2 separate regions of the Homo sapiens genome follow, and region 1 is linked to region 2. A link is a loop called in an ENCODE intact Hi-C map of the cell type or tissue named here. Cell type or tissue: mammary epithelial cell. All regions are shown on one strand.

Region 1 (2,500 bases), 220 kb before region 2:
CACTGGGCGCTATGTTGTTACTAATTTCTTTAATCTGCACAGGGTTTTGCATTTTATAATGAATTTTCACATGCATTAGTTCTATCGAGTCTTGAGACAGGAGGACCTACTTAGGAGAGTAATTTGATGGAAATGACTATGTCAAAAGACAGCAGAGTTGGCCAGGTGCAGTGGCCCACGCCTATAATCCCAGCACGTTGGGAGGCCAAGGTGGGCAGATCACTTGAGGCCAGCAGTTTGAGACCAGCCTGGCCAACAAGGTGAAACCCCATTTCTACTAAAAATACAAAAATTAGCCGGGCGTGGTGGCACATGCCTGTAATCCCAGCTACTCAGGAGGCTGAGGCGGGAGAATCACTTGAACCCGGGAGGCGGAGGTTGCAGTGAATAGAGATCGTGCCACTGCAATGCAGCCTGGGCAAGAGTGAGACTCCGTCTCAAAAAAAAAAAAAAAAAAAAAAAAGATAGCAGAGTTGTATTAAAAACAGTTTCCCCTGAAATTCTCAATGAGGTGTCTCCTCACTTTTCTGGCTGGCACTCCTATGGCTTCAGAGTGAGGCATGTCTCCCCCGTGTACATGCATTTATATACTTATACGTGTTGGTATGTAGACATGTTACACACAAATGGCTAATTTGTGTGTGTGTATTCTAGAACACACACAAAAAAATAGACACTTCCAGAGGCTGAGACAGAGGCCCTGCCCTCGGGGCCTGGTATGCAGCTGGCCTGGCACTTGGCAGCTGAAACAGAATCCAGGATGAATTCTGGAAGGCGCTTCGGATAAAGGGCAGCGGCCTGGCTCCGCTGTATGGGAGGTGCTCGCAGGGCTGCACTCCCGGTGTGGGGAGCTGGCAGGTCCAGTACCTGCCCCGGCTCCAACCCAGGCCCAGCTACTCACCCACTGTGAGATCCAGGTGGTTCCTCTCCCCCAGGGCCCGCAGCCGGTAGAGGCAGCCCCTCTGGTAATAATATTGCAGGAACTGGACGCAGCCTGCAGGGGGAGCACAGCACCTGGGCTCAGGGCCTGGTGTCCCCGGAAGACAGGGCCACACCTCTCTGCCCCAAGCACAGGCTGATGGGTCTTTACTGGGCAGAAGCAGAAAGGGTGCCCTGGTTACAACCCTCTCCCACGCCCACACACCACAAACAGACACACACACTCTGGTCTGAACCTGCTTTAGCCCTTATCCAGAACACAGAGAGAACACAGGTATGTGAGGACCCATCTAAGCCCCAACTAGATTTGAAACTTCTGGAATTTTCCATGCAGTAGACACTCAATAGATGCTTGCTGGAATGCAAGCTATGCCAGTGCTATGTTGGGAGCTCTGTGCAATGCTAAGACACAAGACAGAGTTCCATCCAATGGGATACTTCGTTGTTGCTAAAAATGAGGTGGTAATGACATGAAAAATAGCCATGATAAACTGTTAAAAATTCAAAAGGCAGGTTATAATAGTAAAGCTCTATGTACAGAAAGGTCCCATACTTGTAAAAGATACATAATGTAATACACACATGTATATACCTATTTATGAATAAAAACTTTTGAGAGGACATAGATCTTAACTAACGTCACCTCTAGGGTGGGCTGATATACAATTTCCATTCTTGGCTTTATACATTTGTATTTGTTTGCAAGCAGGTTTTAACTTAAAATGTAGGTTGTAGTATCTGAAAAGTCAATACAGCCAGGCGTGATGGCTCATGCCTGTAATCCCAACACTTTGGGAAGCCAAGGCAGGCAGATCCCTTGAGGCCAGGAGTTCAAGACCAGCCTGGCCAACTGGTGAAATCTCATCTCTACCAAAATACAAAAAGTAACCAGGCATGGTGGCAGGCACCTGTAATCCCAGCTACTTGGCAGGAGAATCGCTTGAACCGGGAGGTGGAGGTTGCAGTGAGCCGAGATCACAACACCGCACTCCAGCCTGGGTGACAGACAGAAACTCCATCTCAAAAAAAAAAAAAAAGAAAGAAACGGTACGGCGTGGTGGCTCATGCCTGTAATCCCAACACTTTGGGTGGCAGAGGTGGGTGGACCACCTGAGGTCAGGAGTTCCAGACCACCCTGACCAACATGGTGAAATCTCATCTTTATTAAAAATAAAAAAAATTAGCTGGGCGTGGTGGTGCGCACCTGTAGTCCCAGCCACCCGGGAGGCTGAGGCAGAAGAATCGTTTGAACCCAGGAGGCGGAGGTTGCAGTGAGCCAAGATCGCGCCACTGCACTCCAGCCTGGGCAACAGAGCAAGACTCCATCAGAAAGAAAGAAAGAAAGAGAGAAAGAGAGAGAGAGAGAAAGAGAGAAAGAGAGAGAGAGAGAAAGAGAAAGAAAGAAAAAGAAAGGAAGAAAAAGAAAGAAAGAAAGAGAAAGAAAGAAAGGGAAAGAAAGGCAATACACACATGGGATAAAATTTAAAGGGAACAAACAGGTTGGTGAAAAGTAAGACGCTCTCCCTGTCCCCAAGCATTCAAGCCCCCTTCCCCAGAGGCA
Region 2 (2,500 bases):
CATTATGAAAGTCCATTTTAGAACTTTTTCATCATTCCCCAGAAGAACCCCACACCCATTTGCATCTTGAATATGTTGTAGGGTCCTAAGCAGTCTGTTCACTGGGACTGGCCAGCAACGATTTAACTGGCTGTGATGCTGGGCAAGTCCCTAAACTTCCCAGCTCCTCACCTTCTCCACCTCTAGTTACAGATGAAACTGACCGACTCGGTAACGCTACCTACCTGTAGGTGCTCCAAGTGAGTGTGAAGTGCATGAACTCAGTTATGTCTCAGGACAGCTCCTGGGCTGGCTATTTGTTCCCCATGTTATAGATGAAGAAGAAACTGATTCCCAGAGAAGCCAAGAGCCCGAGGCACAGGCTGGAGGCTCCGCTGGGAACCGAACCCTCTAAATTTTAACAGTGTGTGGGTAGGGGTAGCTGAGCTTGGCCTTCAGTGCTGACTTGCAGGACTCTGGGTTCGTGATTTTAGTGCTCTTTATCCTATTTGCTACCTGCCCAGCAGACTCCTTTGCACAGGGAGCTTTGCAGACATGACCTTGAGCAAGATTAGGGAGGAGAAGTGGGTGGAGGTGGGAGGCTGGCCAGAGAGCGAGAGTGGGGAGGGTACCGGGGTTCTTTCTTTCTTTTTTTTTTTTGAGACAGAGTCTTGCTCTGTCGCCCAGGCTGTAGTGCAGTGGCGCGATCTCGGCTCGCTGCAACCCCGCCTCCCGGGTTCACGCCATTCTCCTGACTCAGCCTCCCAAGTAGCTGGGACTACAGGCGCCCGCCACCACACCCGGCGGATTTTTTGTATTTTTAGTATTCTCGGGGTTTCACCGTGTTAGCCAAGATGGTCTCAATCTCCTGACCTCATGATCTGCCCGCCTCAGCCTCCCAAAGTGCTGGGATTACAGGCGTGAGCCACCGTGCCCGGCTGGTACTGGGGTTCTGACAGCAGGGTTTCTGCCAGGTGGGCCTCCTGGAAAATCTGAGTGGCGCCCACGTATTCCAGGCACCTGGGTAAGGAAGGAGCTAGCCTTGCCAAGATCAAGGCCAGAATATCCAGCGAAGAACGGGGATGCCCCCTGGTGGATCTGCACTCCAGACGCCAAAACAAAAGCTGCTTTCCCCTGGATCCACTGCTTCCTAGGGTCCATGGGGAGGGACCTGGCCACTGCTGTGGTCTGGAATCTTTTTTTTTTTTTTTTTTAATTAAGACAGAGTCTCACCATGTCACCCAGGCTAGAGTGCAATGGCACGACCTCAGCTCACTGCAACCTCCACCTCCTGGGTTCAAGCAATTCTCCTACCTCAGCCTCCCAAGTAGCTGGGATTACAGACGTGTGCCACCATACTTGGCTAATTTTTGTATTTTTAGTAGAGATAGGGTTTTGCCATGTTGGCCAGGCTGGTCTTGAACTCCTGACCTCAGGTGATCCACCCATCTCGGCCTCCAAAAGTGCTGGGATTACAGGCATGAGCCACTGCACTTGGCCAGGTCTGGGGTCATGTTTCAACCTTAGCATACGATCAAGATTCAGTATTCGGGGGATGGGAGAGGAACCTGGGCTTAGGCATTAGAATGAATTGGATTCAAATACCACTCTGCCACTCACGAATTGGGCATTCCTGGGCGAGTTAGTTGTCCAAGTCTCAGCTTCTCCTCCATTAAATGGGTGTAATTGAAGTTCTGCTTCACAGAGCTGTGACCACGATGAACCTAACACAAGATAATATATGTAGAGAACCCGCCTGTGCTGACACACATAGTAAATGGTAATGGTTGTAATTGGTAGTAAGAGTCTACTCTGGGGAGCTTGAGCCAGTTGCTGTGTCTCTGGGCCTTGGTCTCCCCATTTGTAAAACAGACTGTCTCACCTTGCTTTTCCAGGTTGCTGTGAAATTTAGATCTTGAACCCAAAAGATAGAAATACCCAAGTTCTCTTACATACTTAAGGTGTTACTTTCTTTTTTTGTTTCCTTTTTGTGGAGAATGTGGTCTCCCAGCCTGGGCAACTTAATGAAACCCTGTCATGCTGGGCGCGGTGGCTCACACCTGTAATCCCAGCACTTTGGGAGGCTGAGGCGGGCGGATCACTTGAGGTCAGGAGTTCAAGACCAGCCTGGCCAATATGGCGAAACTCCATCTCTACTAAAAATACGAAAAAGAGCCGGGTGCGGTGGTGCACGCCCTTAATTCCAGCTGCTCGGGAGGCTGAGGCAGGAGAATCACTTGAACCCCGCAGGTGGAGGTTGCAGTAAGCTGAGATTGTGCCACTATACTCCAACCTGGGCGACAGAGCGAGACTTTGTCTCAAAAACCAACCAACCAAACAAAGAAAACCAAAACCCTGTCTCTACAAAAAATAAAAACCTGGTTGGATGTGGTGGTGCCGCCCTGTAGTCCCAGCTATTCAGGAGGCTGAGGCTGGAGGATCCCTCGAGCCAGGGAGGTTGAGGCTGCAGTGAGCCACGATCGTGCCATTGCTCTCCAGCCTGGGTGACAGAGCGAGACCC

Evidence for each region. Hi-C counts contacts between places; a loop is a spot of excess contacts. Peaks named below come from ENCODE experiments on the same cell type or tissue, not always from the same donor. Only the 100,000 strongest peaks of a DNase experiment are listed, where the experiment ranks them.
Region 1: it touches region 2 in a loop (16-fold over the local background); 12 of 110 quality-filtered maps call a loop at or near these places.

The regions. Positions count from the first base shown.
Region 1 is chr12:121,771,915-121,774,414 of GRCh38, reverse strand. TMEM120B (transmembrane protein 120B) reads right to left here. Exons shown (of 12, transcript NM_001080825.2): 9 at 902-994. Among named protein-coding and RNA genes, the nearest start is that of RHOF, 21 kb to the left of the region's middle. RefSeq lists a silencer at 1,084-1,133. In mammary epithelial cell, a CTCF peak has its summit at 1,010 (motif pointing right); a DNase peak (open chromatin) is centred at 1,074.
Region 2 is chr12:121,551,370-121,553,869 of GRCh38, reverse strand. The region is part of intron 4 of KDM2B (lysine demethylase 2B); the gene reads left to right. Among named protein-coding and RNA genes, the nearest start is that of KDM2B-DT, 28 kb to the left of the region's middle. In mammary epithelial cell, a CTCF peak has its summit at 1,076 (motif pointing left); no DNase peak of the experiment used is centred here.